Regions from separate parts of the Homo sapiens genome. Here region 2 is linked to region 1. The links are chromatin loops, found by intact Hi-C in ENCODE. Cell type or tissue: Calu3. All regions are shown on one strand. Each heading gives the region's core, and the rest is flanking DNA. Links, peaks and the distances in the headings are about the cores only.

Region 1 (15,135 bases), core at 3,827-11,826:
TGCACAGTGGCTCACACACTGTGGTGCATCAAGGAGCATCTCACACGGGGTGTTGCACAGAGTACCACGGAGTATCACACACAGCATCACACACAGCACCACACAGAGAGTATCACACACAGCATCACACACAGTATCACACACAGCATCACACAGAGAGTATCACACACAGCATCACAGAGCATCTCACACAGGGTGTTGCACAGAGTACCACAGAGTAGCTCACACACAGCATCACACACAGTATCACGGAGCATCTCCCACAGGGTATCACACAGAGTATCACAGAATATCTCACACAGCATCACACAGAGTATCACAGAGCATCTCACACACAGTATCACACTGAGTATCACAGAGTATCTCACACAGAATATTACACACAGTATCCCAGAGTATCTCACACACAGTATCACACAGAGTGTCACAGAGTAACTCAAACAAAACATCACACACAGTATCCCAGAGTATCTCATACACCACATCACACACAGTATCACACAGAGTATCACAGGGTAACTCAAACATAGCATCACACACAGTATCCCAGAGTATCTCACACACAGCATCACACAGTATCACAGAGTATTTCACACACAGTATCACAGAGTAACTTCACATACAGCATCACACAAAGTATCTCACACACAGCATCTCACAGAGTATCACAGAGTACCTTACATACAGCATCACACACGGCACCACACACAGTATTACACAGAGTATCTCATACACAGCATCACACATCATATCTCACACACTGTATCATACATATAGTATCACGCAGACTATTTCACATAGTATCTCACTTAGTATCTATCTCACATATGGTATTACACAGAGTATCTCACACAGTGTTACACATATTCTCTCATACCTAATATCCCACACATAGCATCATGCATAGTATCTCAAATAGTATCACACAAAGTATCATCCACACAGCATCTTCACAGCCCTGTGAAGTGTTAAGTGCTGTTCTCCCTATTTCACAGATGAGGACACTGAGGCTAAGTGTCTTGTCTTAGGTTCTAGCTGGCAAGTGGTAAATCCACTCTGGCTGTAAAACTTGTGCCCTTGAGCACCTCACTCCCATGGTGTCCAAGTGGCTCAGCTGGCCCAGAGCCACACTGGCTCAGCCCTCAGAACCAGGCTGTATCCCTGGAACTCTGCTTCCTCAGAAATCCCCCTTCGTAAAGCCCACAGGTAATGATTCTGGCACATTACTAAGTTTTGGGGCCACTAGACTAGACAGTCCCTAAGGTTCCTGCCATCCTTAGAAGTTCTCTGGCTCTGAGAGATTTTAAGGAGAAAAGACAAGTCATGTTAAGTGAAATAAGCAAGGCACAGAAAGACAAATTTTGCATTTTCTCACTTATGTGGAGATAAAAATTTTAAAACTTGAACTCACGGAGATAGAGGAGAATGATGGTTGCCAGGGGCTAGGAAGGGTAGTAGTGGGGCGGGGGGATAAGTGAGGATGGTTAACGAGTACAAAACTATAGTCAGATAGAATTAGTAAGATCTAGTATTCAGTACCACAATAGAGTGACCATAGGTAACAATAATTTATTGTATATTTTAAAATAACTAAAAGAGTGAAATTAGAATGTCCTAACACACAGAAATGATGAATGCTTCAGGTGATGGATACTCCAATTACCCTGACTTGACCACTATACATTGCATGCCTGTATCAAAGCATCACAGGTACCCCATGAATACAAGCAACTGTTATGTACCCATAATAATTAAAAACAAAAAGTTAATTTGAAAAAGAAAGGACAAGTCAATACCCGCAGCCTTTCCCTTGTGTTGAGATGGCTGGTGACCACCCCCTCCCCGTGCCACTTGTATCCTCTCAGCCACTCTCCCCATCACGTGAACCATCTGGCTTCGCAGGAGGACAATGAGCCCCTCCGAGGAAGGCAGGCTCTGGATCCCTGGTGCTCAACTTCCTTCCAAAGCTCTCGGCCTTCAGAGCCAGAGATGGCCTGAGGGGAAGGGGCCTCAGCAGCCATGTCATTCCTCCCCAGAAAGACTGAGGAGCACAGAGGTGAAAGGCCTGGGTACAGCACCTCCGAAGGGTTAGGGTATCGCTTCACTTATAGTCCACATCCTCTGGGCCTAAAAGTGGGAAGGAGGCATTTCAGCTCAGGGTCAAAAACACACCTGTCTTCATTCTGACAGGTCGAGTTGATCTCTGACATGTCTAAAGCACAATCCGAATATAAAAATAGGAGTTTTGGGAGATGCCTTTAAACAGGAGATCAGTCCTGTCTTGCAAGATATCCCCACCCAGGCCTACCTCGGAGATCGTGCATGTTCAGTTCCACACCACTGAAATAAAGAGAGTATCACAATAAAGTGAGTCACCAATTGTTTTTTAGTTTCCCAGTGCAATATAAAAGTTATGTTTACACTATGCTGTAGTCTCTTAAGTGTACAGTAGCACTGCATCTTAAAAAAATGTAAATATCTTAATTAGAAAAAGCTTCCTAGGTGTGGCGGCTCACATCTGTAATCCTAGCAATTTGGAAGCTGAAGTGAGGGAATCGCTTGAGGCCAGGAGTCGGAGACAGACTGGGCAACATAGTGAGATGCTGTTTCTTAAAAAAAAAAAAAAAAAAAAAAAAATTAGCCAGGCGTGGTGGTGCACATCTATAGTCCTAGCTACTCAGGAAGCTGAGGTGGGAGCCCAGAGGTTCAAGGCTGCAGTGAGCTATGATCATGCCACTGCACTCCAGCCTGGGTGACAGAGCAAGACTTAGACTCTTAAAAAAATAAATAACAACAACAAAAACTTTATTGCTAAAAAATGCTAATGATCACCCGGGTGCAGTGTCTCACTCCTGTAATCCCAGCACTTTGGGAGGCCAAGGTGGGTGGATCATGAGGTCAGGAGCTCAAGACCAGCCTGGTCAAGATGGTGAAACTTTGTCTCTACTAAGAATACAAAAAAATTAGCCAGGTGTGATCGTGGGCGCCTGTAATCCCAGCTACTCGGGAGGCTGAGGCAGAGAATTGCTTGAACCCAGGAGGCAGAGGTTGCAGTGAGCCGAGATCATGCCCCTGCACTCCAGCCTAGGCAACAGAGCGAGACTTTGTCTCAAAAAAAAAAAAAAAAAAAAAAAAAGCTAATGGTCATCTGAGCCTTCAGCGAGTCATAATCTTTTTGCTGGTGGAGGGTCTTGCCTGGGTGTTGATGAAGTCATAATTTTTTTGCTGGTGGAGGGTCTTGCCTGGATGTTGATGGCTGCTGACCGATTAGAGTGGTGGTTAGTGAAGGCTGGGGTAGCTGTGGCAATTTCTCAAAATAAGACAAAAATGAAGGTTGCCACTTTGATTGACTCTTCTTTTCGCGAAAGAGTTCTCTGTGGCATGTGATGCTGTTGGATACCACTTTACTCACAGTAGAACTTCTTCCAAAATTGTAGCCAATCCTTTCAAACCCTGCTGCTGCCTTATCAATTAAGTTTACATAATATTCTAATTCCTTTGTTGTAATTGCAACAATGTTCGCAGAATCTTCACTGGGAGTAGATTTCATCTCAAGAAACCACTTTCTTTGCTCCTGCATAAGAAGCAACTCCTTACCCACTGAACGTTTATCATGAGATTGCAAGAATACAATCACATCTTTGGTCTCTACTTCTAACTCTAGTTCTCTTGCTATTTCCACATCTGCAGTTACTTCCTCCATGAAAGTCTTGAAGCCTCAAAGTCATCCATGAGGATTGGTATCAACTTCTTCCAAACTCCTGTTAATGCTGATATTTTAACTTCCTTCTATGAATCACAAATGTTCTTTTTTTTCTCTCTCATATGTCTTAACTGTGAAAACAAATGTCCATAATGGCATCTACAATGCTGAATCCCTTCCAGAAGGTTTTCAGTTTACTTTGCCTATATCAATCAATCAGTCATTATCTATGTCAGCTTTTGCCTTACAAACTATACTTCTTAAATAATAAGACTTGAAGTTCAAAATGACTCCTTGATCCATGGGCTGCAGAATGAATATTATGTTAGTTGGCATGAAAACAACATCTCCATCAGCTCTTGGGTGACTAGGCATATTGCCAATGAACTGTAATATTTTGAAAGGAATCTTTTTTTCTGAGCAGTAGGTCTCACCAGTAGACTTAAAATATTCAGTAAACCACGCTGTAAACAGATACGCTATCATCCAGGCTTTGTTGTTCCATTGATAGAGCATAGGCAGAGTCAATTTTGCATGATGTTTAAAGGCCCTAGGATTTCCAGAATGGTAAATGAGCATTGGCTTCAACTTAAAGTCACAAGTTGCAATAGCCCCTAACAAGAGAATCAGCCAGTCCTTTGAAGCTCTGAAGCCAGACATTGATTTCTCTATAGCAATGAACACTTTAGATGGCATTTTATTCTAATACAATTAGGGTGTTTAATATATGTTGAAAATATGCTGTTTAGTGTAGCCACCTTCATCAAATATCTTAGCTAGTTCTTCTGAATAACTGCTGCAGCTTCCACATCAGCACTTGCTGCTTCACCCTGTACTTTCATGTTATGAAGATGTCTTCTTTCCTTAAACCCCATGAGCCAACCTCTGCTAGCTTCCATCTTTTCTTCTTCAGCTTCCTCACCTCTTTCAGCTTCATAGATTTGAAGAGAGTTGGGACCTTGTTCTGGGTTAGGTTTTGGCTTAAGGGAATGTAGTGGCTAATTTGCTCTTCTATTAAACCACTCAAACCTCTTTGTATCAGCTTTCTTATCATTTGTATGTTCACTGGAGTAGCACTTTTAATTTCCTTGAAGAACTTTTTCTTTACATTCACAGCCTGACTGTTTGGCACAAGAGGCCTAGCTTTTGGCCTCTCTAGACTTTTGACGTGCTAAGCTTCATTATTTCTAGCTTTTAATTTAAAGTCAGAGAGGTGCAACTTCCATTCACTTGAACACTTAGAAGCCATTAATAGAATTATTAATTGCCCTAATTTCAATTGTGTTGTATCTCAGGGAATAGGGAGGCCCAAGGAAAGGAAGAGAGATGATGGAATGGCCGGTGGGTGGAGCAGTCAGAACACACATACATGTTGATTAAGTTCCCTGTCTTATATGGACATGGTTTGCGGTGCCATGAAACAATTACAATAGTAACTTCAAAGACCACTGATCACAGAGCACCATAACAGACATAAAAATAATGACAACTTTTGAAATATTGGGAGAGTCACCAAAATGTGACACAGAGACATGAAGTGAGCACATGCTGTTAGAAAAATAGCACCAATAGACTTGCTCAACTCAGGGTTGCCACAAACCTTCAGTTTGTAAAAAACACAGTATCTACCAACCACAATAAAGCAAAGCACCATAAAACAAGACGTGCCTGTAAATGGTGCCTTCTGCACTCACTCTGTCTGAGCAAGTGTACGCAAGCTCCAGGGCCAGCAGATCCTGTGGATTCTGCAGTTTCTATGGAGGGCCCTTGGGAGCCCTTGGGCATTGGAAGAACCTATGAGGACAGCTACTAAGTCATTGAAATCCTTCTCCCCCAGAGCCCTCTGTGGGCACAAATAGGTGTGGCATGTCCAAGCAGCAATAGTCTCCAGTTTGGGCCATTCCACAGGGACCATGTTCAACCAAACCACACCACTGAGACAAAGATGAGAAATCTCAGGTGAGTCCATCTGGGCCAGGGACCTCCCCTCCATAACACAACATCAACAAAAAAAAGCATGTGCTGCTCCCCTGGGACGAACCCTACCTCCAAGAAGGAACAGCGTTGCTGTAAAATGCTTGGCCTCAGAACCATGCCCAGTGCTGGAGCGCCCACCACAGTAGACACAGAAGCTGGAACATCAGTCTCTGTGGACATCCTTTTACCCACGAGGAAGGAGAGGTGCAGGAAGCTGAGAAAGGGCAGCCTCTGGTACACACTGTCTCCTCATTCCCTCCCTTGGTGTTGGCCCCTCCTCCTGTCTCTAGTCTTTATAGGTTGGGGATCTAAGCCTCTTCCCCTCCACTCATTGTGGGAAGCCCAAAAGAAATCTGCCAGTGATGCAGGGAAGGAAGCTGTCGGGACTGGTAGAGTCTATGCTGAAGAAGGGCCTCCTGTTCCACGTGATTTAGCAAAGTTCCAGAGAATGGCACAAGAGGCCAGCACCAAAGTCTTGCCGTGTAATAAAGTCCTCTTGTCCTTGGAACTGCTCCCTGGGTTCATCTCTCCCAGGAAGCCCAAGGAGTTGTCCATTGGACACATGAGGGGGGATCCATGGTCAGTCAGTTGCTTTCATTTCCCAACACACATGGGGAATTTCTCTTAACTCATGACTTTGCAAAGTAACACTGTGATAAGGTGAACAGAATTGAGTTCACATTATAGCATAAAATTTCAGCAAGTTATTGAACAACTAGGCTAAACATAGAGAACTATAGTTGCACTTCAATTTCAGCCCCTGCACATACAAAACTGCATTGCAAGCCTATTTCTGTTATCCCCCTTGGCCTTCGGCCACTGACCCAGCCCTGGTTTGTCCAGGCATGTCACTTTTTCATCTGGCTCTGTCCTCTATCTAGTCAGGATCATCTTCTATGTCTAGGGTCAGGCTGGCTGAAGAAACTGTTAAGTTCTCCATTGTTTTAGCTCAGAATTCAGCTGTGGAAGTACAGAACTTTCCTTCATAACCACACTACATCGTCAAAGCAGGAGCACAGTGTGACTGCTGGTGGTCCTGCACCTGCACAAATGACGACAGTCCTGGAAGCTAAATGCTCTGTGCTCCTCTGAGTGTGCATTTCTGTGAATCCCCAATGACACAGCCACTGCTGGAGAAAAGGCTGTGGCTGACACACAGCATGGTAGAAAGAGATTTACAGACCTTGTTGGCGCCGAGAAGGGGGAAGTACATCCTACTGCCGATGGCTCCCTGGAGGACCCGCCTGCGCCAATCAGAAGTCTCCTATCCGCGATGGTTTCCTGTCTCTTCCTCAATGTCAGTCTCTTCCTCTCCACCCTCCACCCCCAGCTCTAAAAACCAGAGCCAAATAGCAACTGCCCTGGAAAAAGTGCTGTCTTCCCAAGGTTGTAGGTTTACCATTTCATGCTCAGTTTAAAGTGCCTGAGAAGTACAGGAGGAAAAGTCTGTTAACCAGACTACATGAAGAAAAATACTGAGGAACCATAGGTACCCATTAACTGGTTTAACAAGAAAAGATTTCTAGCTGGGCACGATGGCTCATGCCTGTAATCCTAACACTTTGGAAGGCCGAGGTGGGAGGACTGCTTGAGGCCAGGAGTTTGAGACCAGTCTGGGCAACATAGCAAGAATCCATCTCTATAAAAATAAAAGAAAAGTTGGAGGGAGGGAGGCCAATGGGCAGGATTGGGCAGTGGGTCTCCAGCCGAGCTCCTGGGTCAGCTGCCTGCTAGAGGGGCTGGCGGTAAGGGAGGAGGACTGAGGCCAAGGGTGGGTCTCTGGATCCTACCCTCACTCTGCCAGAGCAACCCCACATACATTGTTTTCTGTGTTAGGATACAATATCAGATCTCTTTTAACCAAGAAGTTTCACTCCTAAAAACAGGGCAGAACGGGCACTGGTGTTAGAGGTGATCTTGAATCAGCTGAGACCTGGAAGTCATCTTCCTTTCTTCATTTGCTAAATGCCTAATATGAGCTGTTTTTCTTATCAGTTTCCCTTCTCTGCAAAAACAGTCTTGCATAGAAAAGATTTGAACCAACTGGGGGCAAGTGCTCAGTAGCGATTCCAGCATCTATAGCCCTGACTATGCCAAGTAATGGTCTGACTGCTTCCCCTGGGGCCTCCCACTACCCCAGCAGCCACCTTCCTACTGTTGGTTTTATTGATAAACTGGGATAGACAGCCAGGAGGAAATAATTTCTGCTTCTGCGAGAAGCCCTAATAGGCCTTTACCCACCCTCAATAATCACTCACTTGCAACACTCGCCGGCATCTTATTACAACTGGAATTCCAAGGAAAACAAGAAATGCTCACTGAACTCATGGATAAAGATTTTCCTGATGAACTGAGGACTTCTCTGCTACCCCTGTTTATTTCTCTCCTTCTCCTCCTTCCGGCCTCCCACCAGCTCCTACTGACTTCATCCCATGCGGCACATGGACCTGCTACCAGGTCCCAGGTCTTTCTAAAATTCAGGAAGAGCTCTGGCTGAACCCTTCTGAGTTCATGGGGACAGTGACACCTGCTGCTTTTCTGCTGCAGGACAATGGTTTGTTCCCTCATTCTATCAGGGAACATATTTTGGGTTCCTACCAGATGCCAGGTTCTGTTTTAAACACCACGGACACAGAGATAAACACACACAGGTTTCCTGCACTAAAGCCAGTTATCATGTGGTAAGGGAGACAGACAACCATAACACAGAGTGACAGATGCAGAAGGCAGGCAGGGTGAGGGGTTGGGGCAGGACCCAGAGATGGGGCATGCCACCTAGATAAAGAGACAGGCATAACCTTCCCAACAAGCCACTCTGCAGCTGTATCCTGGACACCCAGTGGCTCTGGCAAGGGATCACAGATGGTTTAAGACATTTCACTAACTTAGATTGGGGGTTAGTGGCCTGCAGACCTGTACACTTGGCCCAGGTAACTCAGGTAATGCAGGAGTCACTCTGCCCCAAACCACCCCCTCCAACCATCTACCTGGGGTCTGGGTAGATGCTGTTCTGAAAATCTGGGAGCAAACCAGTTCCAACAACTGGTTTTGCTTTGGAATAAAGAATATTCCTTTTTTTTTTTTGGAATGCTCTTGTATTCCAAAATTCGTATGGCTACCAGAAAGTCATGTGCCTCCTCCCATGCCCTGGAATCTATTTGCCCAGGCTAGCAGTGAGACCACTTCTTCTTTTACGGCCTGAGCTCCAGAAGCAGAGTGGCCTGATGGCATTCTGGTTGTCTCCCATCCAACCATCCCTGAGTTTCATGGGAAGCTGCTTTCAGCGGTGAGGCATCGGTGGGCCACAGTAAGCCAGGGAAGAGTCTTTTAGAGTAATTTACTTAAACTCTTGCTTCCAGGCCTCAGGGGTTTCATCCTTCACTCAGGAAAAATATACTAAGTATCTCCAAGAGACAATCAAGGGGAAAATCATGGCACAGCACTTTAGGAAAATGTATCAACAAGTGAAAATATCAGCAGATTTACTAGAGGAGGGTGAGGGCAGCCCTCTAGTTGGGAAGTCAGATCTTTGACAAAAGAGTTTAAAACTCCCTGATAAGCATTTTGTTGACAAGGTCAGTCTTCATTCTTTCTGCCAAAATTAGAAACCACCCTTTTTTCCTTGTCATAACAACACTGGTGCTTATCACCAATTGTGTGAAGGGAGAAGAGTGATGTCCTTTAGGTCTGAAGATTGACAATATAGAGGAGGGAGCTCTTAACTTCCAAAACCACCCAGTCCAGGAACTATTTTCCCTTTTCCCTCTTACCAGACACCCAGATGGAAATCTGCTCTTTAGAGAAGGAAGGAAATGATACAAGGAAAAAGACATCTGCAAATGAGTAAGCTTTGCCCAGGAGGCCACGTTAAGTGAGGTGGATGGAAACGTAAATCATCCGAGAGAGAGAGGGAGAAAGAGACTCTAACCCTGCCTGCCTGGCTCTGCTTTGCAAAGATGCTCACTCACCACCACCTCACGTGCTCAGTGATGACCGCAATAATGTAGTTGTATTTTCTTCCCCATTCTAGCGTGGGGTAACTTGCAATACTGAGCAGTTTATGGGCCTTCCCCTACGCACTCTGCAAGTTCCTGGAAAAACAAGGAGTTGGCATGCCACATTTCCAGCCCCTCGGCCCAACTGCTTCAGGACCCCTGCCTGCCAGCCTCCATACGTCAGGGCCACAGTTTCAGATGCTCATTCAATGACCTCACACTTGCTCTAGGACAGGGGCAGCAGGCACATGGCTGATCCAAGTTTAGAGCAGAAATACGCAAGACAATTGCAGTTATAAAAGGTACACGTCAGTGGTGGGAAGGTCACTGCTAAAGTGAAGCAGGAAAGACATGATTTCTTGGGATGAGGGTAAGAGCACTTCAGAGAAGCTTGATTACTCAGAAGGCTGCAGTTCTGCCCAAGGAGGGGATGCACACAGACAGGCCTGTGATCAAAGCAATGTTCCAGGGTAGAAGGGCAATACTCAACCTAACTCAATGTGAAAACGCCAGTCCTTTTTGTCTCGTTTTTCCTGCCTTAGATTTAACCCATTCTGGGATGGGCAGGGAGAAAGAAAGACCTTCCCCAAGAAGTGCTGACCAGGCAGTTGTGTTTGTGGGGAGAGCCTTCCTGACAGCAAAGAAGGAAGAACTAACTTCCTTTGCCATGAACAACTCAGAATCCTGGGGGGTTTTTGCTGCTGTTTTCTGGCTGTTTTTTGGCCTTGCTCTGTTGTTCACTGCAACCTCGACTCCTGGGCTCAAGGAATTCTCCTGCCTCGGCCTCCCAAGCAGCTGGGACTACAGGTGTGCACATCACATCCAGCTAACTTTGAAGTATTTTGTAGCGATGGGGATCTCACTATGTTGCCCAGACAGTCTCAAACTCCTGGCCTCAATCAGTCCTTCTGCCTCAATCTCCCAAAGTGCTGAGATTACAAGTATGTGCCACCACACCAGGCTTTAGAATCCTGTTCTAAAAGTTCTTTCTTATTTGACCACCATAGCTTCTTATGAAAAAAAAAAAAAAAAAGCCAGGAAGACAGCTTTCATATGAAGGAGAAGTGGTGGACCCAGGCGCAAAGTGGCTGAAGGCGAGGAAGAAACCAAGAAGTGGAGAGAAGCTCCAACTCTAGGGTACTCAGTGACCATGAGGGAGAGAGTGGTCCAGGGTGGATACTAACGCAGCCCTGCAGTGAGGAAAGGGACCCCTGGAGGGTGCAGTTTAAGGGCTTAGGAGCTCCTTGCCCTCAGGCTGTGCCCCCAGAGCTCTCATCCCTCGCCAGCCTGCACCGTGCACTCCACACACCCCACACATGCACACACACACACCATGATACAAAGGAGTCTCCTGACACCATGCAGGGCAGTAGGCAGTGGCTCACCCCAAGCTACAGGTTGAATTGAGCAACCTGGGCTGGAACAGTGGAGGTCAACACATACCAGGAATACTCATTAATTGGAAAACAAAGGGATTTTGTGACAATCTGAGGTAAAGTGAGTTTGGGGAAAATTACATCATAACCTCTACTTAAGGCTGAACGATGTCATGATAGCCAGCCTCCAGGTGGCCCCCAAAGATCTTGCCTCTGTGTCTTCACACCCTTGTAGGGTCCCCTTCTCACATCAATTCAGGGCTGGTAAGTGTGACTGACAGATTATGTGATACTGTTTGAATACTTATCCCCTCCAAATCTCGTGTTGAAATTTGACTCCCCAGTGTTGGAGGTGGGCCCTGGTGGGAGGTGTTTGGGTCACCGGGATGGATCCCTCATGGCTCGGTGCCATTTTCACAGAGTGAGTGAACTCTCACTCTTGTTCCCATGGAAACTGGTTCCTCCTCCTCTCTCTTGCTTCCTCTCTGGCCATATGATGCCTGTTCCCCTTCACCTTCTCCATGAATGGAAACATCTGAGGCCCTCACCAGAAGCAGATGCTGGCACCATCCTGTGGAGCCTGCAGAACCACAAGCCAAATAAACCTCTTCTTGTTATAAATTTCCCAGCCTCAGGTATTCCTTTATAGCAACACAAATGGACTAAGACCGTATGGCAGGGGCGATGATGTCTGACTTCCAAGTCTCCCTCCTGTGGGGCATTGCAGCTTCTGCCTTGTTCTCTGGGAGAGGCTGGCCTGCATACCATGAGGATCCTCAAGCAGCCCTGTCAAGAGAGGCCCACAGAAAAGAGCTTAGGGCTCCCACCAAAAAGCCTGGCATTTTGAAAGTGGATCCTCCAGCCCTAGACCAGCCTTCAGATAATACAGTGCCAGCCAACATCTCAACTGCAACCTCAGGAAAGACCATGAGCCTGAACAACCCAACCAAGCTGCTCACACACTCCTGACCCACAGAAACTGTGAGTGGTATCAATATTTATTGTTGTTTTTAGCCACAAAGTTTTGGGATAATTTGTTACATAACAATAGATACCTAATACAAATATATATTATTTAGCATATTAGAATCTTAGAGGGAGTCCTGCAGTAAAAAAAAAAAAAAAATTAAGTATTTAACTTTTTTTGACTCATTGTTTCACAAGTGCTCTGGTTATATTACATTTTTTTTTTTTTGAAGAATGCCTCAATAACATCTCAGGGTGCTACTGTTGCACACAACATAGTTTGGAAAGATCTGGGCTGGCTATGCTAGTATTTATACAAGAGTTTGATGCCAGATAAATTACATCTAATAAAACCCACTTGAATAAAAACTTAATTCCCCCTTTTTTTTTTTTTTTTTTTTTTTTTTTTTTGAGATCACCCAGGCTGGAGTGCAATGGCATGATCTCTCTCGGCTCACTGCAACCTCCACCTCCCAGGTTCAAGCAATTCTCCCTGCCTCAGCTTCCCCAGTAGCTGGGATTATAGGCGCCCACCATTACGCCCAGCCAATTTTTGTATTTTTAGTAAGATGGAGTTTCACCACCTTGGCCAGTCTGGTCTCGAACTCCTGACCTCAGGTGGTCTGCCCACCTCGGCCTCCCCAAAGTGCTGGGATTACAGATATGAGCCACCACACCCGACCTAATTCCAATTTTAGAAACATAACCACATTGCAAACATTTAGGTAGTTAAATGAATCTAAAGGAAATTTTTTGTTAAGTTAGCATTTTGAACATGGAAATATAACTCCCATCCCATCAGCTTTAACTGTCTTGGTTTTTGTAAATTTGAAGCTTATTTTTTATGACTGTATTTAAAGCATTTATAAAATGCAATACATAAATATATATATATATATCTCCTGGTCATTAAGAACTTTAACCCAAGCTGCTGGTTAAAATGGGTCAAGGTGACTTGGCACAGGCCCCAGGCATCAAAGAGGGCAGGAGAGAAACCCTGAGCCACAGTCCTGCATGCCACAGTGGAACCACCCCAGCACACTCATCCAGAGAAAACCCATCTCCTTTCTTTTTCTTTCTTTTTTTTTTTTTTTTTTTTTTTTGAGTTGAGTCTCACTCTGTCATCTAGGCTGGAGTGCAACAGTGCAGTCATGGCTCACTGATTCCAGCGATCCTCCTGCCTAAGCCTGCTAAATAGCTGGGACTATAGGCATGTGCCACCATGCCCAGCTACGTTTTTTAATTTTCTTAGAGATGAGGTCTTGCTATGTCCCCAGGCTGGCCTCCAACTCCTGGGCTCAAGTGATCTTCCTGCCTCTGCCTCGCAAATCACTGGGATGACAGGCCTGAGCTACTGTACCCAGCTCTATCTACCTGTTTTGAAGGATAAGATAACTTAATGCTGAGAAGGGCTTCAAGGAGCTAAAAGTGAGTGTGGCCTAGAAATCCATACACAAAGTCCCCCTTTAAGGTGGTTTTTTCATGGAAAGACCTGGGCACCAGGAGGAGGGCTTTGAGCTCTTGGGGCCTCCTTCCAGTCTGCATGGCACAGTGACCTCGGACTGACTCCTGGCACAGCCCTGACCTGCTGTGTGACCTCAGACATGTATTTACCTCTTCTGAGCTGCACTTTTTTTACCTGCAGAATGGGGATAATAATACCTACCCCCCGGGACTCCCAAGCAGATTATGTGAGAGCAGGAAGAACCGGTACTTCCCCAGTGCCCTGCTTTGCCCCCAGGTGTCTGCCTCCTCAGGAACCAGGTAGACGAGGCATGAATTCCACGGCATTAAGGATTGTAGGCCGGGCACGGTGGCTCACGCCTGTAATCCCAGCACTTTGGGAGGCTGAGGCAGGCGGATCAGGGGGTCAGGAGATCGAGACCATCCTGGCCAACATGATGAAACCCCGTCTCTACTAAAAATACAAAAATTAGCCGGGCGTGGTGGCACGCGCCTGTAGTCCCAGTTACTCGGGAGGCTGAGGCAGGAGAATTGCTTGAACCCAGGAGACGGAGGTTGCAGTAAGTTCAGATGACGCCACTGTACTCCAGCCTGGCGACAGAGCGAGACTTTGTCTTAAAAAAAAAAAAAAAAAAAAAAAAAAGATTATAGACATCAAGGGAAATCCCATTTACCACAGGGACCAATTAGGGGAGATTTTCTTCACTACAAAAGGAGTTTTTGTTTTGCAAAAGGATTCACTTAAAATAGCTTATTGCCTCAACTAGGAAGCCTTCTTCTTTTACAGTTTACAGACAATTAACTGCTTAGGAAATTAATATATGTGCTGCCGAAGCAAGCACAACTGCTTAGGAAATTAAAAGAGGCAGCACTCAGGGGCACTCCGAGATCAGTCAGAAATGCAGCGGTTCTGATAGGATAATGTCAACCAAATGTAAATATTTATAAAAACCAATTGTACACCATTTCTGAGGAATATTCTTAATGCAGGCAGGCTCTCCAACACCAGCGTGCTCCCCTGGTGCTCCAGCATCAAAGACAGCCTCATATCCACTGCTGGCAGGCAGAGGCAGGCTGCTGCTCCCCTACGCTCACCAAAACTGGGCCAGTGCCTGGCTAAGTGATTTCAATTTAGTAGTGAAAAATGAGTTATAATTACATTGTCAAGAAGTCAGTTCACGTACTCTCCCCAGCTTGAGTCTCGAATTCTCCTCATTAAACAGAACACATGCTTGTTTCATGAAAAAAACACCTCTTTTCCTGTTCCAATTTGTTGCCTCTGAAGATTCCACAGGATGTGCAAAGCAGGAGGCTGTCTGGCCCCTGGGGACCACAGTTGTGTAGCCCCCGTCACCCAGCAAGCTGATATGATGCCAGGTGCCTGCAGGTAAGTGGCTGGGTACCCAGGACACAGCGCCTCCTCCATTGGCCACCGGTCTGCTCGGTGCAAATCCAGCTCTGGGTGTCTGCTCTCCAGGTGGGTGGCCCCAGTCCTAAATCTTATAGGAGCCACAGGGCTTTGAGGAGCCTAAATTCAGAGGACCTGAACTCACTGTGGATGAAGAAAATTCCCCATGTTCCCCTTACCACTGGCCACAAGAATTTGTAAGTGCTATAGGTGTATGAAAAGAACAAAAAGAAACCGGCCAGACGT
Region 2 (15,135 bases), core at 2,917-10,916, 230 kb before region 1:
GCGCTTAACCTCAGTCTCCTTATCTAAAAAATGAATATAAAAGAATCTGTCAGTGGTGGGAGATGGTGGCGATGATGATGATGGTGATAGTCCTCTTAATAAAAGCTAACATGTTGCAAGCACTTCTGATGTGCCAGTGGCGATTCTAAGTGCTTTCCATGTAGTAGCTCATTTGATTCTCAAACAACAAACCCACTACATGGATACTATTATTATCTGTATCTTGCAGACAGGAAAACAGGCAAACAGAGGCCAACATATGTGAAGTAAATGGATGGTGGTAGGAAATTAATACATGCGGGCATCCTTAATCTTTCTTTACCTGTGACAGTGGTTTTGGTTATTTTTTTTTCTACCACCTGCATCCCCCATTCCCTGTTCTCTGCTCGGGAAAAACTGCATAAGGGTGACTCGCAAAATTGCTGGACGATACACTCCTTCTGGAAGTCCATCGGCTGTGGGCCATGGGGAGATGTCACCTTTTGTGGGTCTGCCCCCACAGTACCCCAGGCCGCACTGGACCTTGCCTGGGGCTGCTGGGCTGAGGCCAGGCATGATGTCTTCCACCCTGGGACTAACTTCTTTAGAGTGAGGAGTTAAAATCTATGAACTTATGCTTAGCACTGTCCCATAGTCCTATAATTTCTCTATTTTTTTTTTTTTTGAGACAGTCTTACTCTGTCACCCAGACTAGAGTGCAGTGGTGCTAATATAGCTCCTCAAACTCCTGGGGTCAAGTGATCCCCTCAGTTTAGCTTCCTGAGTGGCTGGGACTACAGGCTCACACCATCACAACTGGCTAAATATATATATATATATATATTTAGTTCTGTGAGATGGGGTCTTGCTATATTGCCCAGGCCTTGTCTCAAACTCCTGGCCTCCAGCAATCCTCCCACCTTGGCCTCCCAAAGTGTTGAGATTACAGGCATGAGTCATCACACCCAGCCTCCCTAACTTCATAGAGGCCCTATTGTTTCCTGTGGTTCATTTTAATCAAATGAAATTTTCTTATCATAGAGGCAAACTCAAACCATTTGCAAAAAACATAACTTGGGAATTTTGAGTGAGACCTGGGTTAGAAAGAGATTGCCTGTGACTTTTCCTTTGTCACAGCCTAGGGCAGTAGTTAGTACAAGGATCTTTACATAGAACAGCTGCTTCATGTAAACATCACCGAAGCCTGGGGTGAGTTAGAAAGTCATAATTTAAAATGCAGTGATTTCGAGGTTAGATTTCTCCTCCTGAAAAATAATGATAATCACCTCTCACTTCACAGTGCTTTGAAGGCTAAACATTTATAGTCCAATATGACTCACCCATTCTTACAAGGTCCTTTAATGGTGCACGCTACATGGTGCTGCTGGACAGTGTGAGGCACACTCACGTGTGTGTGCTGGCAGATGAAGCCCCTGCTCCTTTAATCATTTTATCTTGTTTGGAAGAAAACACATGTACATTCTGGAAAGTGAAGCAATTTCACTGCCATCTGAGTGACAGAAACTGTAAACATGGGTATAATAATCTCAGGAGGAAAGATGGAACCCCCAGTACCCTAAGGTTTACCTGCGTGAGACTAAGCTGGGTCGTTCTCCACAAACATACTCCTCTTTTGTCTTCCGTGTCTTGGAAAATGACACCTCTATTCAGCAGTCTGAAATTTGGGAGCCCTTCTTGACATTGTTTTCCATCCCCTCTACATCCAATCCACCACCATGTCCTATTTATCCCATTCATTCCACCTTTAAGACATTTCATCCATCTCCTGCTCTCCATTGGGTCCGACCCACCACCTGCTCTCCTTTCACTTATGAAATAGCCTCCTAAAATCTCCTGGCTTCCAAGTCATCCTCTCTTCAGCAGCAAGCAGATCTATAACCCCTATCCAGTCTGGAAGGCCCTGTGTGGTTACAGCAGATGGTTAGTCAGATATGAGCAGAGCAGGAGAGGACCCCCCACAGGAATGTCAGGCAGCCATCAGGTGATGGTCAGGCGGTTGTTAAGCTGTCTCTCTAAAATAGACACACCTGAAGCTGGTGATTGGCAGCTTCCTGATAAGATTGCAGGAGTTGGGCAAGTAGACTCAAGCACATGCACTAAGAGGCAAAATGGTGGAGTTTAACTAGTCTATGACCTTCCTCTAGGAACACTCAACTACTAAGGGGAAAATGCCTCAAGGGAGCATGTGCACAGCTTCAGTGAACACTCTGTGCACGGGGCCCCTCCCAAGTGCTGGCAGGCCACACTCCTGTGGATAGCCCACCCCAAGGGAAGAATCCAAGGAGAAGGGAGCAATCCCCCAGAAGCAGGCCAATGTATAAAACTCCAAGTCAAAGGTCAAACAGCGCACTTGAATCTCTCAAGTCACCCACTTAGCCCTCTTCCAAGTGTATTTTACTTCCTTTCATTCCTGCTCTGAAACTTTTTGATAAACTTTCACTCCTGCTCTAAAACTTGCCTCAGACGCTCCCTCTGCCTTAGGTCCCTCAGTTGAATTCTTTCTTCTGAGGAGGCAAGAATTTAAGTTGCTGAAGGCTTGTATGGATTCGCTGCTGCTAACACAACCCTGCTTCTTTCTCCAGTGTCACCTTTTGTCCTTCTTTCCTTAATAGATGACACTCCAGCCCCTCGGGTTTGTATCAGTTCCTCCCATAGGCCAAGGGCTTCCCCACCGTGGTGCCCTGCACATCCCTTCTGTTAGTCCTTCCCTGGCCAACTTCTGCTCATCCTCCATGTGTCAGCCCAAAAGTCACTTCCTCAAAAAAGTTTTCCCTAATCATAACCCCCCATCAAAATCTGATTCTCCTAACATAATATTTTGTTTTCATAATTTGTGATTATTTCTTTATGGAATACTTAGTATTTGCTCAATATCACCCTACCACCCTAGACTTTATGTCACAGGACCAAAGCCATAGCTCATTGTTCATCACTATATTCACAGTGAAAGCATAGTTTTTAAGAAGGAGCTGTGTGTGAGTGAGAAGGTAGGTGTTTTCCTACCCTGTAGGTAAGGGAGCAGTCCTGAGGCTTGTGAGGAGGGAAAAGGCATGGTGAAAGGACACCATAAAAACACTATTTAGAGCCGGGGAAGTCGTCTGCACTTGTAGTTCCAGCTATTTGAGAGGCTGAGGCAGGAGGATTGCTTGGACTCAGGTGTTCAAGATTAGCCTGGGCAACATAGTGAGACTCCATCTCAAAAACAAAGAAACAAACCCAAGAACAAAATAGACTATTTAGGTGAGCTGTGTTGACATGATAGAGATTTAGGCCAGTTGGGAAGCTGTTGTAGTTTTGACAAGTGGGAAGGAAGACGGGGCATGTTTCATGTGTGTTGACTGAAGACAACAGTGAGTTATTCAAGGGTAGATGTCCCAGACACAAGACAAATGGGAATTTAAGCATGCAAAAGAAAACAAAATGGAAGATACAGGATTTAAAAAGTCACTCTAAGGTTCAATGTTCTCACGAGTAGAATCTTTCCTAATACCATTAAAGGTAACCTTCCTGTTACTTTGGTTTTCCTTTAAAATTTCACTTCATATTCCTCAAATGGTGGTAGCCTCTGCATGACACCAGTGAAAACACATGGCCAAGAGAAAGAACCATGGTGATTCCACTTGGTAAGCTGTCTGGCAGTGCAGCAAGATATCAGTTGGATCTAGGAAGTAGCAGCGCTCTTCCAATGGGTAGACATTTCTTACATCTCATTTGGTGTGCTCTGTGAATTCCTCCTTCTCTAAGCATCCCCTTTTCTGTGACGTCTCCCTGACCCCTGTGGACATGGTGGATATCCCTTCCTTGGTGCCCAGGCATGGAGGCAGTGTCCCCAGCGGTGACATCTCCCTGACCCCTGTGGACATGGTAGATGTCCCTTCATCGGTGCCCAGGCATGGAGGCAGTGTCCCCAGTGGTGACGTCTCCCTGGCTCCTGTGCACATGGTGGATGTCCCTTCCTCGGTGCCCAGGCATGGAGGCAGTGTCCCCAGGGGAGCAGCCGCCTCACTCCATTGTACCATCCCCTCTTCTGGCAGCTATACCTGGGTTCTCGCCCATATTGATTATGGCCTTAGTGATAACCCTCTGGTTCTCAGTCCCGTGTCCACCTACTCAGGCTAAGTGACTCCTTTCCTGTGGTCCTAGAGAAGTAAAATCCTTTCCGTTTGGGCCCCAGCACTGACTATTTGGCTTACAGTCAAAAAGACTCTCCACAAACTCCCCACCCCACCCCCACCCCACCTCCTGGTCTGCTGGGAATTTATGTTCTCAGCATCCGGGATGATCAGTGTCTCCCTCCCCTGCCTCTTTCCCATCTTTTCCCCTTGCCCTTGTCTTGGTTAGGAGCCCTCATTTTCTCAGCCACTCCTTTTCCTGGCTGCCCAGTTGCTCACGCTTATTGTCCCTTCCTTCCCAGACGCTGTTCACAATGTACTTCCCAACTTCTGTCATGTTTGGTGGAGTGCATTTGCACATGTAAAGAGCCCTTATGTTTTCCAGAGACATTCATGTGAATTTCCAATGATATTTTAAAACACTTGTGAACACTCTTTGCATTTTATCCCGGAAATTTCCCACATTGTTTTATCTTCCATTCTACAGAAATCACTTTCAAAGAGAAGGAAGAAATGGAAAGAAAGCAAACATTTTATATGGTCACTCTACTAGATACATTTATTTATTCATTCAACAAATATGTATTGAGCTCCTAGTGTGTGCCAGGCTCTATTCTAAAGGCCGAAAACATAACTGTACACAAGATAGGCAATGTGCCTGCTGCTACAGTGTTTGTGCTTTATTGGGGAGAGGCAGACACCAGGGACATTTATAAACATATAATACATCATGCAGTGGCAAGTGCCATGAGTAATATAAAGCAAAGAGGTAGGGAAAGGGAGGATAAGAAGGCAGCCCTATGAAGGCCACACTTGAGCAGAAAGCTGGGGGAAGAGAGGGAGCCCGGTGGACACGTGAGGGGAGACGCTGTGGAGAGAGCAGTCTGTGCTAAGGGCCCTCATGAAGCAGAATGGCCAGACCACACAGAGGGAGGCCATGGCCAAGGGAAGGAGAGAGGTGGAAAGCTTAAGAGGTAAGAGGCTGCAAGCATCTAATCCTGCGGGGCTTTGCAGTTCATGGTGTCGACCTTAGCTTTTACTCTGAGTCAGACTGAAAACCATTTGAGGGTTTTTGACAAGTTGGTGACAAAATCCTGGTTTTAAAGAGCCTCCTGGCTGTAGTATGAAGAGAGACTGCAGATGTGGGAGTGGGGCCTTTGAGGAGGTGATTGCAACAACCCAGCAAAGAGATGACAGCGACTTGGGGAGGCCTAGTGTATGAGATGGCCAGATTTCTCCTATTGTCCTGTGATGAAATACAGATTTGTAGTGAGGATTATTATCATTATCATGAAGAAAGGGAGGCTGAGAGAGGTAAAGTGTCTTGTGCAAAGTCACTCCACTGCTGTGAGAATCCCACTTATAAGGACACGCTTTCACTCTGACATGTGCTTTCAGGAAGCACGTTGCCCAGGGACTCTCCCTCCTCGTCTCCCTCAGGCCTGCCTCTGGGGTTCTAGAATCAATTCTGAGGAAAGCTCTGGAGCCTGAGCACAGACTAGCGTTGTGGGCTCCCAGCTGAGGGTCTCCAGGACAGAAGTAAGCTAGGGGGTGATTCTGCGCTGCTCAGAAGTCGCTGCTCATCCTTAAGCAGCAACCACCCAGCTGGTGCCCTGAGGAAGGGAGGTTTGGTAGCAATGAGGGAGTTAATTTTTAATCAGCGGAAAAAAATCACTGAGGTAACACAACCAAAACATTGGTAATTTTCTGCATGAAGTCAGGAGAATCTAGAAAGAGCCCCAGCCTCTAGCAGTGGGGAGAAAACAGGGTTCCAGGCAGCTGCCCCTCCTTGACATGAGTCAGTGCAGGATGGGTGGCTGATGAAGACTCCACCTGAAAGACGTTGGTAATTACTGCCTCCAAAGTTGTCCATCTGCCGGTGTGGATCAGAGTGGGGTGTGGAATTAGGAAAGGACCCCAGGGACAAGAGGCCAGAAATAAAGAATACTTGGAAAGGTAGGGACAGGGAGCTTTCTTTCAGCCCATCTGGCTAAGAGCCACTAGTGCCATTAAGGAGAGATGAAAAGTAATTCATCTGTGGGATATATGTAGCTTTTGTATGTATAATTTATACTTAATGTTGAACAAATGGTACCTATTTCATCTCTTAGCATGGTTCAGGGACTCACAATAAGCCTTTCTTGTTTATATATCTTACTGAATTAAATGCAAAACATCTATCTCACAAAGAACTTGGATCTAGGATATGTGAAGAATTCTTAAGACTCAATTACAAGAAGACAAATAAACCAACTTTAAAAAAATGGGCCAAAGGTTTGAACACACTCTCCTCACCAAAGAAGATAAATGAAAGGCAAAATAAACACATTAAAAGATGCTCAACATCATTAGTCATTAGAGAAATGCAAACGAAAATCACATTGAGATACCACCACACACCTAGTAGTGGTAACACTTTAGAAATGGACGATACCATGTGTTGACAAGTGGGTGGAGGAACTGGAACTCTTCTACGCTGCTGCTAACAATGTAAAATAGTACAACTACTTTGGAAAATAGTCTGACAGTTTCTGCAAAGCTAAATATACAGCCATTCCACTTCTAGGTATTTACTCAAGAGAAATAAAAGCATCTGTCCACACGTATACAAATGTTCATAGCAGCTTTATGGTAATGGCCCAAAATGGAAAACAATCCAAATGTCCCTCAACAGGCAAATGAATAAGCAAATTATGGCATTTCCACAAAATGGAATGACACTCAGAGATGAAAGGAATACACTATTGATACAGACAACAGTATGGGCAGATTTCAAAGTAATTATGCTAAATGGAAAAAAAAGCCAGACAAAAATAACACATACTGTATGATTTCATTTATATAAAATTCTAGAAAATGCAAACTAAGCCATAGAGACAGAAAACGTATCAATGATTGCTGGGAAGGGATGGGAGGTTGGGCTTGTGTGGGGGAAGGGGGAGCAAGGTGGGCTTACAAAGGACATGGGGAAACTTGGAAATGATGGAGGCGTTTGTTATTTTGATTGTGATGACAGTTTCACACATGTACACCAATATCAAAATTCATCAAATTGGGCACTTTAAATATGTGCTGTTCATTTTATCCTAGCTATACATGAATAAAGTTGTTTTTTAAAAAGCATGTATAAAATCTGGGGCGAATGAAGTAAACAGGTATTTGTCTTCAAAGTTTCACATCCCAGATGAGTGAGTGGCCCCATTAAGCCGCACCCCACAGGATGGCATCTGAGCAGGGCCATTTCTTCTGGGACTGCCCATACCACATTCCCCAAATGCTCTGGCATTTTAACACTTCCATCAATCATCTCAAGCTCGGGTTTCCAAGTACCGTGTGGCTGTGGTGTCCCTGTCTGCTGCGGTGCAAACAGGGCTGGAGACTTCCACACCTGGTCTTTACGAATGTGTGTTTTCTGTGTTCAGTTCCTTCACCACGAGGATTTCCAGCTGAGTCACGGGTTTATCAGTAGTGAGAAGTACACATTCAGGCGAAAGTGTCTGGAGTTAGAGGCAGCAGGAATTCAGCTCTTACAGGCTATCTCTATAAATGTTCCACGTTCATATAGTGAAGTGTGCAGAAAAGAACAGTTGCCCAGGAGGTTTACACCGTGTAGGTTTGCTCATAAAAGAAAATTGCTAGGAGAGCAGAGGGCAAGGGCAGCTCCAGTCCCGCAGCTCTGCCCATTATTGCTGCACAAGAAGTAAATTCCTTTACTTTCTTAAGCCTCAGTTCCTCCATTTGCAAAATAACCATTGTGATATCTTGCAGAGTTGTTGGAAGGATCCAAAAGAAAATGGTTACAAAAGCTTTTTTTTTTTTTGAAGTAACCGTTCTTTACAAATGTTAGGTATATCCAAGTTTGACTTAAGGGGAGTGTATTAGTTTGCCAGGACTGCCCTAACAAAGTGCCACAGACTGAGTGGTGTGAACAACAGAAATCTATTTTCTCACAGTGCTGGAGGCTGGAAATCGATGTCTTGCAGACAGCCGTCATCTCCCTGTGTCCTCACGTGGTCTTCCCTCTGTGTGTGTCTGTGTCCTCATCTCCTTTTCTTTTAAGGGAACCAGTCATATGGGATTAGGGGTCACCCAAATGACTTCATTTTAGCTCAATCACCTCTATAAAGGTGACTGAACTCTATCTCCAAATACATTCACATTCTGAGGTCCCAGGGGTTAGATCAATGTGTGAATGTTGGGGAGACACAACTCAGCCCACAGCAGGGAGATTGGTGTGGGTGACGGGCATCTGATCACCATATTTTTTCCCCAATTATATTGGAAAATGGACAGTATCAAGTATAGCAGAGCCAGTACGGTGTGCCAAAGGTGATGAGGCCCTCATCATCACATTTCGCTCGCTGGATTTCGATTTCTATTTTGTCCCTTTGCCCTTTTCTGTGGATGGCGACCAAATCAATGGTGGAGGTCAGATGTAAGTCTAGGAAACCACCTATAAGGACACTTTCTACTAAGTAGTCCCTGAGTCCCTGGAGACTTGTCCCCCTTTCCTGTCACTCTCCTCTTCACACAGACCACTCCTCCTGAAGAGGATCAGGTAGTGATGCTGTGGCTGCTGTGGGCAGAAGTTGAGGTGAGATCCAGGGGCTGCTGTGGGCAAAAGTTGGGGTGAGATGCAGGTGCAGAGCTGTTAACATTATCTTGGAGAAAATTAGTGTTATGCAAACCAAAAAGTGACTTTATTTGTTGGACTGTTTTTAGCTTCAAGGGACAATGAGTGATTTAGAATGGGGCTATTCCCATGTGGTCGTTGCCCATGGAAAGAATGCTGTGGAATATCTGTTTGTCCACTGGCATTTGCTACAACTTAGCATGGCATCTCCAGATGAGATAGGCAGAGAAAAGCCGGACAAGGGCCAGCCTAGTGACCCTCTTGGGTAAGTGCTCCTGATCACATGTGCAAAATAATGTTTGGGGTGTATTGGAGAGTTGAAAACCAGTGAGCTCTTTCCTGGACTTGTCTACTAAGAGCTTTTCATTTTCTCTTGTAGCAAACTAAATTGAAGTCCTGGAGGAAGATCCTGAGCCATGGGAGGGCAGCTCCACATGCCACAGAGCAAACGAGGCAGCTTCACCTCTGCTCTGCTCATACCGTGCTGGTGCTCACCCCTTCTGATGGGAAGGGTGACAACAAAGTCAGCGGGCATCTGTGGATCAGTTCAGACACAGCCCCCTGCTTTCCTGGCAGGGGCCAGGTGCACATCAGATACCTGTATTGCGTATGTCGGAATGGACACCAACTTCCTCTGGGTACATCCCTAATCACCAGCAATAACCCTGAATCATTTATCACAAAGGCCTGCTGCCAAAGCCCTTCGAGACCCCAGTGAACTGCTGTTGGCTTTCCCTTCTGAGATTTTGCTGGTACATCACAGTGAGCCATCACTACTATTTGTTTTCTCAACTTATTACACTAGTGTGCCAGCACATGAGACACTAGAAATTTAGTGCAGAAGTCTGTGCCTTTTTCGAGTGTATGTGTGGGCATTTTTCTGGGGAGGGATTTATCAGATTATGCTTGGCCAAAAGTGCCAAGTATGAGATGCCAATTACTCATTCCACTGTCCCATATAGAACAGAACTAACACAAATTGATAGTGGGAGATGTGGGGGATCTTGGTGGTTATCTCAAGAATCAACCACAGCATCTAGTGCTGAGCCTTCATAATTATACTTATCATCAACCTGAAGATTTTTTTATAATAAACTAATACACCCCTGTATTTGTTTCCCAAGGCTGCTACTAACAATGTACCCCAAACAGAGTGGCTTAAACAGAAATGTATGGTCTCAGAGCTCTGGAGGCTGGAAGTTCAAGGTCAAAGTCTTGGCAGGGTTGGTGTCTTCTGAGGACCGTGAATGAGAATCTGTTCTAGGCCATTCTCCTGGCTTCTAGTAGCCTCAGGCATTCACTCCTTGGCTTATAGATGGCATTTGCCCCATGTCTTCACAAGCCTTCCCTCTGTACAGGTTGGCTTCCAAATTTCCCTGTTACATAAGAACACCAGTCATACTGGATTAGGGTCTACCCTAATGACCTAATCTTAACTTGATCATCTGCAAAGACCCTATTCCTAAAGAAGGTCATATCTACAGGTGCTTGGGGTTAGAACAGCTTTTGGGCAGACACAGTTCAATCCATAACAGCCCTTCAGAATCACCACCATCAACTCAGTGCTTATTCAAGAGCCAGGGTGCAACATTGAATGCTGTTGGGCTGAACCATCTGCCCCAGAGACCCCAGGTCATGCAGGGCAGTCTCTACTGCATATTCCAAAGGTGTTCCTGGCCAGTCTGTTGCTGCTGATTCAATCACATGATTTACCATTTAAACCTCAGACTGGACTGATTTTGAAGGTGCGTGGAGAATTCAGTGGAGGGATCTCCTAAAGAAGTCAGGCTGCCAGGGAGTTCCTAGCCCTTAGGAGAAAGATACTTGGCAATTCCAGGAGGTTGAAAAGCTCTCCCTCTATCCTTGTTTATGAACTTTCACTCCCACCATTCCCTCACTCCACCTGGAGCACTCCTCTCCACCCCCTTTCTCCCTGTGGCCCACTCCAATCTCTTTCAACACCCAGAGCTCACCCTGCCTTCCCTTTTCTTTCCACGTTTACAAACTGGAAGTGCCGTTGAGTCTTCACTGGACTCTGGACCTCTTGCATGGAATGCTTACTTTCACTCCTGTCTTCCAGCCCTTCCTGAATCCCAGCCTACTGGAGAATGGGGTTGGAGTCTTCTTCAAGGACCTTTTCTCCCCAGACGCCCTGCAATGCCTGGCAGGGTGCTTTATGTGCAGAAGGGCTACATATCCTGGAAAGTGGGCTTGAAGCTTCAGGTGGAGCCCTGGAATTGATTGTGCCATTCCAGGAAACTTCCCACAAGCAGCCCAAGACCCTGATTGTCTACAGAAAATCATACAGACACCTTAATCCAGAGTTCTTTTTACCTTCAGGACTACTGCCAAGGTGGGCCTCCTGTGGGAGAAAAGGCTTCTGTCAAAATAGCTCCAAGTGTCCTGGTTCCACCTGAAACCTCCATTGCCACATTGCAGTGACGGGCCTGTCATTTGCAAAGTGCAGGCCACCAAAACTAGTTTCTGGCAGCAAATTGGCATGTACATATAACAGTTAGGTCTAAGGGCTCTGCAGACAGGATATTTATGAGTGGCGCCTTCACCACACTTTAAAGAAAATGGTCTAGTTGAAAAAATGATATAGACACATTCTCCCAAAGTTACTGACATTGACAGTCTTTCATGCCACTACTTGCTCTTCCTCCTCTGCTGGGTGTCCCCTCCACTTAGCCTGGCAGACTCCTCAGCCTTTAAGAACCATTGCAACCATAAAAATAATGAAATCATGTCCTTTGCAGCAACATGGATGCAGCTGCAGGCCATTATCCTACGCGAATTAACGTAGGAACAGAAAATCAAATACCGCCATTCTCACAAGTGGGAACTAAACATTGCGTACTCATGGATATAAAGATGGGAATAGACACTAGGGACTACTAGAGGGGGCAGAAAGGGAGGGAGGAGAGAAGGGTTGAACAAACTACTGGGTACTGTTTTCACTACCTGGCTGACAGGATCATTCGTATCCCAAACCTCAGCATCATGCAATATGCCCACCATGTAAACAAGCCTACACATGCACCACCCCCCCCCCGAATCTAAAGTAAAGTTGTAATTACAAAATAAATCAATAAATAAGTTAATAAATGAAAGGACCATCACATTGTTTTTCCTACAAGCAGCCTTCCCTGGTCCCCTCACAAGCACATCCTCTCCCTCAACGCTAGTCAAGGAACTCTTTCCACCAATGGGTTCCTGCAGCACTTTGTGAGGACTCAGTTAACACACTGTGGGGCTGCTTTTTCTGGCTTTCTTTCTGTGTCGCCACCAGCTTGAGGACAGAACACTGCTTTACTTCTGTCCCTGCCTCCCTGGGCAGGTTCTGGTGGTAAGGGCTGTTTTGTTTACTTTAAATCACCCCAGGCCTCTCTTGCCAAAGGTCAAGATTCAGTAGTCATATTCTATTAAAGTACAGACAGGACTTTGGACCAAAGGCAGAGATGTCACAGTGATCAGTGCCCACCAAGAGGACAACACTCCAGGCTCAGATGAGTCACAGCCAGCCACGCCTGAGGGCTGTGAGGAGGCAGACCTGGACCACCATGGACCAAAGGTCAGCCTAAAGCGAACTCACTTGCAAAGACAGGCAGATGACAAGGTCAAGCAAATGACCGGAAGTGGCTCTAGAGTAGTGGTCCCCAAGGGCCAAGCCATTTTACTATTGCCAAAATGCCCTTTATTTGAATAACTGCAGGTGACTGCAGTAGGGACAATTGTCTATTTTAATACCAGTCTTTGGAAAAATAGAAAACCGGCCACCCCGTGAAGTGTACAAGACTGAAAGCCCTGCTGCAGAGGAGGCACTTCTCATCGACTTACCGGCTGCCTCTTCCCACTGCAGTACTGATGAGGGAGGTAGCTAGCCAGGCATGAGCAGGGCAGGAGGGGCTCTCCCAACACACACACCAGGAATGTCAGACAACCATCAGGTGATGATCAGGTTGTTGTTAACTGTCTCTCTAAAATAATAATTGGGCACAGCCAGCACCAGGGAAAGGCAGTCTCCCAATAAACAGAAAACACCTGAAGCTGGTGATCAGCTGCTTCCCGATAAGGTTGCAGGGGATTGGGTGAGTGGGCTCAAGCATGCGCACTAAGAGGCAAAATGGAGGCGTTTAGCTGGCATATGACCTTCCTCTAGGAATGCCAGATTGGTAAGGGAAGAACGCCTCAAGTGAGCATGTGTACAACTCCAGTAAACACACTGTGCATGCCCCGCTCTCAAGCACCGTTACTGCGCATGGGAACAGCCCACCCGAACAGCCCACCCCAAGGGAAGAATCAGAGGAGAAGTAATGCAAGACCCTGGAAGCGTGCCAACATATAAACCCCAAATCAAAGGTCAAACCCTGCACTCGACCTCACAAGTTGCCTGCTTGGCTGTCTTCCAAGTGTACTTTACTTCCTTTCACTTCTGTTCTAAAACTTGCCTTGGTCTTTTCTTCTGCCTTATGCCCCTCAGTCGAATTTTTTCTTCTGAGGAGGCAAGAATGGAGGTTGCTGCAGACCTGCGCAAGTTGCCTCTACTAATGACATGTCACCAGAGCGTGTGAGCAGGGTGCTGGGCTGGGCTCTGGCCACCCCAAGTGCTCTAGGACAGCCCCTGCCTGCAAGGACTTACAGCTAAATTGGGACATGGGAACAGATGTAGACCTGTGGGCCCAATATAGGGTGCTGGGTGCCCCTCTGAAAGTGCGGCCCCAACAACACATCCTCGGGTCAAGGCACACAAGGCCTCTGGGTCCCCACTTCCACTCCACCAGGCAGATTCTACTTTTTTTTTTTTTTTAATGTACTGGGGCTCTGCTCATGGTTTATTTTAAAGAAAAGTTTCTGCTGCTTTAAAAAAAAAAATTGAAAACCCTGAAAACTGTCCCTCTGGCCTGAGCTCATTTCCTGGGTGAGGAAACAGAGGCCCCGAGAAGCCTGAGGACTGTCCAGCATCCCATGGCTGGGTGGCTGGTAGATGGCCAGCCCGGGCAGAGCCTGGTCTCTCGGTGATTTTCACTGTCTCTCTCCATTTGTGTCATATCTGTGTCCTCTCCATTTGCAGCAGGGACTTACACCTCCTTTTCACCTGCACCAATGCCAGGATGGAGATTTGCTTATGCCCCTTGGCCCTGCAGGCAGCCCAGCGACTCACAAAGTCTCAGGACCCTACTGCAGGGGTCCCCAACCCCCAGGGCCACAGACCTGTGCCAGTCCCCAACCACCCTGGGCATGCCCTGCAGAGGTACCAAGCCCGGGGCTGGAAGGGCGGGGATGAAGATTATGGATGCCATCTGAATCTTTTCAAATTCAACACATTTTTTTGGACACCAAAGCACTTTTTGTACATTTAAAAAAAATTACTCTAAACACTAAACCTGGAAGTTGTTTTCTGAAGAAGGTGAGGGGAGAGCACCTCCCCCAGGCAACCTAGATCCCTCGCATGCACAGTTCCCAACACGGAGTCTTGTGGAAGGGAGCGCTCAGTAAGATGTCATTTAGCTTAAAGACTGTGGATGCCTGAGCATGCCGCGTTTCCCGCAGCCGTGCTTCTTGCTTGGTGCTCAGTCTTGGCAAAGTCATCTCCGGCCCTACGTTCTCAGGTGTGAACGGTGGAGTCAGGGGTGCTGAGGGTCATGCTCACTCACCAACTACCCTGCACCAGCACCCTCCCCCCTGCACTGGTTTTCTGTGCTCTCGTTTGGTGTCCCCAAAATCTTGAGGCCTGTAGGATTATCACCACTACACAGAAGAGGAAACCGAGGGTTAGAGAGGTGGTCTGAATGTCTAAGAAGGGAGATCCAGGATTGGAACCCAGATTTGTACAACTCCAAAGCTCTCTTGTGACCTGTGCCGCCTCCCAAGGGGTGAGCAATCGTGCCTCCCTTTCCTCTGCTCAGCCACCCTGCAGCTCACACAGCTGCAGTAATGACTGCTCTCGAGAGAGCTGCCCCACCCAGAGGGGTTTAAGGCAGAGAAGAGCGGCCTGCAGCCTAGTTTCTCTCAGTGTGCCTTACAGCCAAAGCCAAAGACTGAGGCCGACTCCCAGGACAGGGCCGCTACCCTGGCCTCAACACCACAAATGACTGGACGCAGCTGCTGGCAGAAAAAGCCGCACTCCAGGCATTTAGTACCTAACCGAAGAAATCCAAAGATTCTTATCTGTGCCTTGCTTCTCAACTGCAGAGGTTCTTCCCTTTTGTCCTAACACACTGGGAGGGAACTCTGCACTGATGACAAGTAACCATGAACGTGATTCCTTTCCCTCCTGCGGTGGTCATCTTCAGCAACTCTAGCCGTGAAGCCAGCCTGCCTGTCTCTTTCTTTGCTTGTGTTGGGTCATATTACTGAAGAAAGAATAATAGCAACACTGTTACCCGC

Evidence for each region. A loop is a pair of places that touch in the nucleus more often than their neighbours do. Peaks named below come from ENCODE experiments on the same cell type or tissue, not always from the same donor. Only the 100,000 strongest peaks of a DNase experiment are listed, where the experiment ranks them.
Region 2: a loop joins it to region 1, with 2.1 times the contacts of the local background. A loop is called at or near these places in 2 of 110 quality-filtered maps.

The regions. Positions count from the first base shown.
Region 1 is chr1:229,148,821-229,163,955 of GRCh38, forward strand. It overlaps LINC02815 (long intergenic non-protein coding RNA 2815), which reads right to left and starts at 5,905. Exons shown (of 5, transcript NR_186727.1): 1 at 5,750-5,905. RefSeq lists enhancers at 10,944-11,444, 13,337-13,837, 13,838-14,338. In Calu3, for the core only: a CTCF peak has its summit at 8,182; a DNase peak (open chromatin) is centred at 8,201.
Region 2 is chr1:228,923,212-228,938,346 of GRCh38, forward strand. It overlaps LOC124904539 (a long non-coding RNA gene), which reads right to left. Exons shown (of 3, transcript XR_007066920.1): 3 at 6,782-8,723. Among named protein-coding and RNA genes, the nearest start is that of RHOU, 200 kb to the left of the region's middle. In Calu3, for the core only: no CTCF peak of the experiment used is centred there; a DNase peak (open chromatin) is centred at 7,400.